2 separate regions of the Homo sapiens genome follow, and region 1 is linked to region 2. A link is an interaction called in ENCODE POLR2A ChIA-PET data of the cell type or tissue named here. Cell type or tissue: OCI-LY7. All regions are shown on one strand. Region 1 overlaps BICD1 (BICD cargo adaptor 1). Region 2 overlaps BICD1 (BICD cargo adaptor 1).

What was found. Peaks named below come from ENCODE experiments on the same cell type or tissue, not always from the same donor. Only the 100,000 strongest peaks of a DNase experiment are listed, where the experiment ranks them.
Region 1: POLR2A ChIA-PET joins it to region 2 with 5 read pairs; 4 of 35 experiments call an interaction of 5 or more read pairs at or near these places.

What each region holds. Positions count from the first base shown.
Region 1 is chr12:32,137,436-32,141,435 of GRCh38, reverse strand. All of the region lies in intron 1 of BICD1 (BICD cargo adaptor 1), which reads right to left. Among named protein-coding and RNA genes, the nearest start is that of BICD1-AS1, 32 kb to the right of the region's middle. RefSeq lists an enhancer at 1,441-1,490. In OCI-LY7, CTCF peaks have their summits at 1,225 and 1,438; DNase peaks (open chromatin) are centred at 1,425, 1,705 and 2,225; H3K4me3 peaks cover 3,697 bases; H3K27ac peaks cover 4,000 bases.
Region 2 is chr12:32,198,852-32,202,851 of GRCh38, reverse strand. All of the region lies in intron 1 of BICD1 (BICD cargo adaptor 1), which reads right to left. Among named protein-coding and RNA genes, the nearest start is that of BICD1-AS1, 93 kb to the right of the region's middle. In OCI-LY7, no CTCF peak of the experiment used is centred here; no DNase peak of the experiment used is centred here.

The DNA.
Region 1 (4,000 bases), 61 kb after region 2:
CATGGGGCATTAGAAATATAGAATTTTGTTTTTGCCATATTTTTCATACAATCTTAGCTTAATAACAAAAACACAAATTAGTCACAGGCAGTCATCAGGACAAAAAAAAATCAGAAATATAAATTCTGAATAAGCTATAAACTAGATAACAAGGCCTTGAATAATTCCATTTTCTTAACTTTAAGTTGATATCTAATAAGACAGGAGTGCAACATCGAAACGCTGTCTTGTTTGAATTATAAATCTTCACTTTAAAGCGGCAGATGGAGCGCCTTATGTTCACAGAAAGCAAGCCAAGGGCTCAGAAAAGGTAACCACTCCGCCAAAGGGAAAGACACAAAACAGAAAACATGGCTCTGAACTTATATGCCCTCGAAGGGTTAACAGATGCCTGAATTTGTGAGAATTTTACAGAATTAGAATGGAACTAGTACAAAGTCCTCCAATGTGTTTTCCTTTCTGGGTCATGCAAACACGTACGTTCTACGGAAGATTTCAAGTACAACAAAAAAATCCGGGTTTCCCATCACAGAACCTAAGTCGCCGCATTTCCTCTGGTGTATAACATGTTGTTGATGCAGTTATTGTCCTTTGTTTTTTTTTTAGCTCTGTTTCCTTAAATGCCAAAACTACACACACGAAGTATGTAATACGAACACTGTGACAATGAGGAGATGCAAGTAACATTTTATTCACCTGAAGAAACTAAACCCCAACATTTTGCTTTTTGTCTACAGACACAGTTCCTGTAAACACAGAATCAAATACGGTGCGCGTAGAAAATAAAAAGATCCTCCCACACTATGGCACTTCCTTCAATGGAGGCTACTCGGGAGGCTGAGGCAGCGAATTGCTTGAACCCGGGAGGCGGGGTTGCATTGAGCTGAGATTGCGCCACTGCACTCCAGCCTGGGCGACAGAGCGAGACTCCGTATCAAAAAACAAACAAAACAACAACAACAACAACAAACAAGATGTTGTATTCTTGACATTTAGGCATTTTCTAAAATATTACATTTTTTATAAAATTTCTCTGCCATGGAAAAAAAATCCACCTTTGCCAGAGCAAAGGAAGCCAGTGAAAGAAGTAATTCATTGGGAGTATAATTATAAGCATTTAGCATTGTTTTGAACATGAGAAAAAGGCAAGCTTTCATCTAACAGATTTTCATAATCTCAAGAAATAATTCATCTGCCATTTATTTTCAGGGAAATGTGGTGCTTCTTGGAAGAAGCCCAGAGGATCCTGCTGTTAAACCAAGACCCATGCAGGAAAAAAAAATTATCCACTCCACAATAACATGGCAGGTAACACAAAGGCAGTGGTACTTCTCCAGCCGGGAGAGGCCCCCTCAAAACAGGAACTCCTGCCGGCTGACTTAATTACAGCACAGCAAGGGAATCCACTACAAAGGCAGGAGCCACTGAACAGAGAGCTGCTGAGATCCGTCCTCGGTACACGGACAGATGGTTCTGCTGCTTCTCGGCTGGTATAAGACCTTATAGAAGACTCTGAAAACTGAAACACGCCAACAAGTTTTCTGTTACCAGTATTTTTTTTTTAACTCTGTGCCCAGGCCAGGAGCGGTGGCTCACGCCTGTAATCTCAGCGCTTTGGGAGGCCGAGGCGGGCGGATCGCGAGGTCAGGGGTTTGAGCATCCTGGCCAACATGGTGAAACCCCGTCTTTACTAAAAATACAAAAATCAGCTGGGCGTGGTGGCGCTTGTCTGTAGTCCCAGCTACTTGGGAGGCTAAGGCACGAGGAATCGCTCGAACCCAGGAAGAGGAGGTTGCAGTGAGCCGAGATTGCACCACTGCGCTCCAGCCTGGCGACAGAGCGAGACTCCGTCTCAAACAAACAAATAAACAAAAAAACCCTTTGTGCCCACCGTATGCTAGCGTAAAAGTAATCTGAATTTGAAAGTCAATCAGCAAGTATTTACTGAGCGACGTGTAAGGGATAAGGAAAAGGTCTAAAGCAGCTTATCTAGTTTAGGGACATGGATTAAACTCTGATTTAATTTTAGGGCTTTTGACTTTTTCATCATCACACACAGACACACACAAACACACACACACAAAATTAGAGGAGAGGCCATGAAAGCACTGCCTTGAAAATTCTCAGACAAATTTACAGAAACAGAGTGAGTCCATGTAAGAAACCTGACCTTATACACAGGGACGATGCACTGAAACCTGTTTCACAGCAAAGGGAACTGAAAGTTTCTAAAGCAGTCACCACAGCAGCCACGTGGCTTAGAACACAAAACAGACAGCCCCCTAAATTATGAAGTCATACACACAGCTGCTAAATAACAGCACTGAGTAAACTCTATCTTGTAAAAAATGTTTAAACAAAATGAAAATTTAACTACAAACATTATTTATGGAATTAATATACATGCAAATTTTCTGCATGCAAACTCTACCTTCCTGGTCACTTTGAAGGATATAAATTAATCAAAATCACAAAATTCTTCAATCTTATGTAAGAATGTACAATAATGCCACTGAAGCAATTTAGAACTTACAATGCCCATAGCATAGAATCTATTATATATAGATATCTAATTATATCTATCTAAACACATACATATACAGATGCTCCTCAACTGATGATGAGATTATGTCCTAGTAAACCCATCATAGTTTGAAAAATATCATAAGTCAAAAATACATTTAATACGCCTAACCTATCAAATACAGCTTACTTAGCCTCACCTACCTTAAACATGCTCAAAACACTTACATTAGCCTATATTTGGGCAAAAATCACCTAACACAAAGCCTATTTAAAGTAAAGTGTTGAATAGCTCATGTAATTTGTTGACTGGTGTACTGAAAGTGAAAAACAGAATAGACGTGTGGGCACCCAAAATATGGTTTATATAAAGTCAAAAAATTATAAAGTCAAAAAATAATTATAAAGTCAAAAAATCATTAAGATGAACCATCGTTAAGTCAGGGACCATCTGCATACATATATAAATACATACACATACATATTCCTATTTAATACTGATATCAACTCTATAAACTAAAAATGCACAGCTTGGTGAGTCTGAATGAGTTAATATATTTAAAGCACTTGGAGAACTTCTATCAATACAAGCTTTGAAGTCACACTGCCTGACTGAGATTTTGGTTCCATCGCTAGACAAATTAATTTATCTGTGCTGCAATTTTCTCATCTATGTAAGTGGAAATAATAATAAAAGCCTCTACTTCATAGGCTAATGAGGCATATGCTATCTGGCATATTAAATATCTAGCACAATACCCAGTATGTGGTAGGCAATGAACACAAGCGAGCTATTTTTAAACTTTATATATTTGGCCAGGCACGGTGGCTCACGCCTGTAATCTCAGCACTTTGGGAGGCCAAGGCAGGCGGATTGCCTAAGCTCAGGAGTCCGAGACCAGCTTGGCCAACATAGCAAAACCCTGTCCCTACTAAAAACACCAAAAATTAACCAGGCATGGTGATGCGTGCCTGTAATCCCAGCTACTTGGGAGACTGAGGCAGGAGAATCGCTTGAACCTGGGAGGCGGAGGTTGCAGTGAACTGAGATCGCGCCACTGCACTCCAGCCTAGGAGACAGAAGGAGACTCTGTCTCAAAAAAAAAAAAGTTTTTATATTTGGCCTCCAGTAATGGAGGCCTTTTTACAAAGGGAATCCGAATTAAAACTTGGGTCTCCTGATAAATTTGAGAATACTTTCTACAGCCATGCTGCTGGGAACCATACAAAGGAGGCATTTAATCAAACTGATACGACTAAGTATTATTATGATACAGTAGCAAAAAGTAACAATGGTTGCACATGATGACACTAAATGCCAAAATCTTTACATGATGTCAGAAGATAAGGTCAAGTGCTCCTTCAGAACATATGCCCTACAACACGTTACCTTGTTCTTTTCTGCTATGATTCTCTTTGTAAAAAGTTATATATCTGAGTAATAAATTGCTACACTAAGTATCTGAGAGTACTGCTT
Region 2 (4,000 bases):
ATCTCTTGAGCCCAGGTGTTCAAGACCAGCCTGGGCAACATGGCGAGACCCCATCTCTACAAAAAATATAAAAATTAGACAGGCATGGTGGTGCACACCTGTAGTTCCAGCTACTTGGGAGGCTGAGATGGGAGGACTGCTTGAGCCTGGAAGGTCGAGGCTGCAGTGAGCCAAGATCACACCACTGTACCCAAGCCTGGGCAACACAGTAAGACCCTGCCTCCAAAATAATAATAAATAAATAAACAATAAACTTTGAAATATCTGCATCATAACTGGACATCATTACTAAGGTATCCTAATGGCAATCTGTAAATGAAAACAATGTTACTTTGTATAAAAGAAGCAAATACATATTGATGAAGCTTAGTCAGGAATATATAAGACCTAGAGTTTTTTCCTTTAAGTAATATATATAATTGTTAAAGAAAATATAGATAACACCAAAAAGCAGAAAAAAATATTACCCCTTGGATTACCTTTTCTCACCTACCCCTGTAATTTGGGCAAGTTCAGGACCTCCAGATTTTTTCCCACAATTGCCTACTGGGCCCCTTGAAGTCCTGAACACTTGTTCTTACTCACCAGGTTTTGGGTCTCAAACTAGGATCTGATCTTGTTTCCTGGTGAATCTGTCTCAACCAAACAGACGCCATCTGCCCAGGCTGGCAGCTGTCCATGCTTCCTCTCTCTAAGTCCTCCCCAGGTTCCTAGTTTTTCTTTTTGTTGGCACAGTGATAAATGTCAGGAAATCTTGGGTTCAAAAATGGTGGGCAACCACTGTTCCATAAGTATTATATATGATCAGTGTTATTTCTGCTGGTTCACATCAGCTTCTTCTGGCTGTGTTAAAAGCTAGTCTCTTATTACTAAAGCCACCAACCAAATACAGACACTTTAAAAATCAGCATACGGAAAGTATATGTGCTCAGCAAGCAGTCTAAGAGGAGATTGCTTGCTTAGCAGAATATGTCTATTCAGAAGCAAAACTTAAAGGCACACATTTTCTGACTATTATAACCCGAAATAAATTCTCCAGATTTTTCAAAGATTGTGTTTTTTTTTTTTAAACAAACACGTATAAAATATAGGTAAACTATTTTTTCTGGGTCTTGGCCAATGAGTGTCTTTATCATTAAAATGTAAATTTTTATTTAAACTTTTTTTCTGGGTCTTGGCCAATGAGTGTCTTTATCATTAAAATGTAAATAAAAGGAAGAAAACTTAAATCATCATAAGTTATATTCTGGGTCCTCAAGTTTGAAAGTAATACATTTCACATTACATTTCCCAATTAAAAATGAAACCTATCCCCAGGAAGAAAAAATAATTTCCCCCCTAATTTTCCCTGCTCCCCCTTTCTTTCTTTCCACCATCCTCCTTCCCTCCAATATTTACTGAGTGCCTATGCATTTAGGTGCCAAATCGCTGGAATACCAAGACTTCATTACATTGTATGAAGAAGTCTAGTGGTTTCATTTAAATGCAAGTTTTGTATAAAAGCACGTCTATCCTTTTAAAGGACAACTTGTTAAGACATTCATTTGATTCAGCTCAAGAAAATTAACTGAAATCAGCTGAGGCATTGTGACCACACTACAATCCTCCTAGATCAGAGTATGTCAGAGGAAATTATTCTAGCTGGAAGCTCAGAGAAGGAAAGCCTTGTTTCAGAAGAAAGAACCATAGAAAGGAGATTTTCTTTCAGGAAAAAAGTTATTTCATACTATTTCAGAAGAAAAAATTACAGTAGGCTCTTTTGAAAGCCAAGATGGAAGTAATGAGGGACGATTCCTGATCTTGCAGTTAGTACACAAAGCAGTATTGACATGGAGTTACCAACATGACCTCGACTTTCTTAAAATTCAGTTGTGACTAGGATATAGGAAACAGATCAAGAGGCTTTTAGTATTAAGCAAAGAAAAATGTTTCTTGGACATATTATTTCCTTTGTTCTGTATTTGGACACTTATATTCTTATTGTTTAACAAAGTGAATCAACCGTATCTTTTGAATGTGCCTTGTGGTCCTCATGTAAAGTAATGTGATCTTTCACTTGAATTTTTAGAAAACTGCCTCAGTCTGAAAATCATTATTTATAATAACATTATTCCCTATGTTGCATATAAGGTTCAGTACAATCATTATTTATAATAACATTATTCACTATTGCATATAAGGTTCAGTACAATCATTATTTATAGTAACAACACTATTCCCTATGGTTGCATATAAGGTTCATAACCTCTCAGCTTCTAAGTAGCACCACTGCTATTCAAAGCCTGGTGGCCCTGAATCTGTCCACCAAATATACCATACTATCTACTGCAGAATTGCAGCAAAACACCAGAAACGATGAGCTTGTTAAGAAACATTCATAAAATAATATGAAAGCTTTGCTCTGAACTTAGAGAAAGAAAATATAAAAGTAGTTTAAGGAGAGGGAGCCATGAGCTTGTTTAGGCTCAACTAGAGCAAACCATCATCCAGCTATCTCTGTCCTGGTCGGCTATGGTGGAAGGGACTGTGAGTTGCCTACACAATATCCACTCTTCCCACTTCCTGACTTAAAAATATGTTATTTGGAGTGATAATGTCCTCAGCCTAAAGCTTTCCCAACCTCCTTGGTTTCTGGAGGTGTTCAAGGAAGTGTAAGCAGAAGTGGATGGAAGCCAAGGAAGCCCTTTAAAGCAAACTGATTCAGCTGAGAGATAGGTACTTTTGCCATTATACTTTCTTCCATCTTGGAACGTGGACATAATAGCTGGAGCACCAGTGTGGCAGGCCAGCTCTCACTAACGCAGGCCTCCATAACAACTGTTTCAGTACTGACTGAGTGGTTAAGTTAAATATTAAAAGTTAAAAAAGCCAGTGCCCTTATACAAAGGCTGGAATGTAACGAAAGCCCACCAAGAGTTTTGCCTAGGCTTTTCCTGGGCCTTAAAGCATAACAAAATAACAAAGGAATTCTTAACAGGACCCATTTAGGATTAAACGAGTTTTATTGTGGGTCTGAAGAAACTCCCCAGACCTCCACAAACAAGTTTATTGGAGGTCTGAAGGAACTCCCCAAACCTCCGTGATTTAAGCAGGAGACATAATAAGGGTAATCACCCCAGCAGCTGGACCCATTTAGATTAAGTAAATTTACTGAGGCTCCAGAGGAAGGTCTTCAGGACTCAGACCTTAGCTATAGATTAGAAGAAGTTAATCACTTATGTCTTTAGATGAATGCACACTTACACGTAGACATATAGCTTAGAAGGTATATAAGCTCTGGAAAACTGTAATTTTGAGTTGGTCTGGTGATAATTTCCAGGCCTTCCCCCCATAACCAGTTGCAGAAATAAAAACTCTTCCTCCCCAGTTCATCTGCTTCTCGTTATTGGGCCACGAGAAATAGCAGCCCAACCCTCAGTTTGGTCTGGGAACACCAGGAGCATCTTGTGGTCATGAGGAGACATTTGGCATGTAAGCCAGCACCAAGGATGGGAGAAAACAATGTGAGAAGGAACCTGGGCCCCCTGTGACCATGGAGTTGCCATACAAGCCCTGAGCTACTTACCTCTGAACTTCTTTCATGCTTAAGCAACTCTTATTTGAATTTTCTATAAAATGTGATTGAATCCCAATCGTAAGTGATGTCTTATATAATTTTTCAACTCTAATTATCTTCAATATCTTTTTTTGCCAGAAGTTTACAAAAGCTATTAATAAGTTGTATTCTCACTCATAACTTATTTTCTGCCTCGTATTTATGCCTCTCTGCAACTCATCCCCCAACAGCCTCAAATTCATGTCTTTATCTCTCTCAGTTCTACCCAAGACCATAGTAATGCTGACTTCTCCTGGGTTTCACAGCATATAATATTAACAGAGGAAAATGGAATATTAAAGGTAGAAATGAGCAGTAAATGCAAAAGTCAACAGCTTGGACTGGGATGTCAAGGGAAAAAATGTCATGGAAAATTAAAAGTTAAGAACCCTGTCTAGAATCACA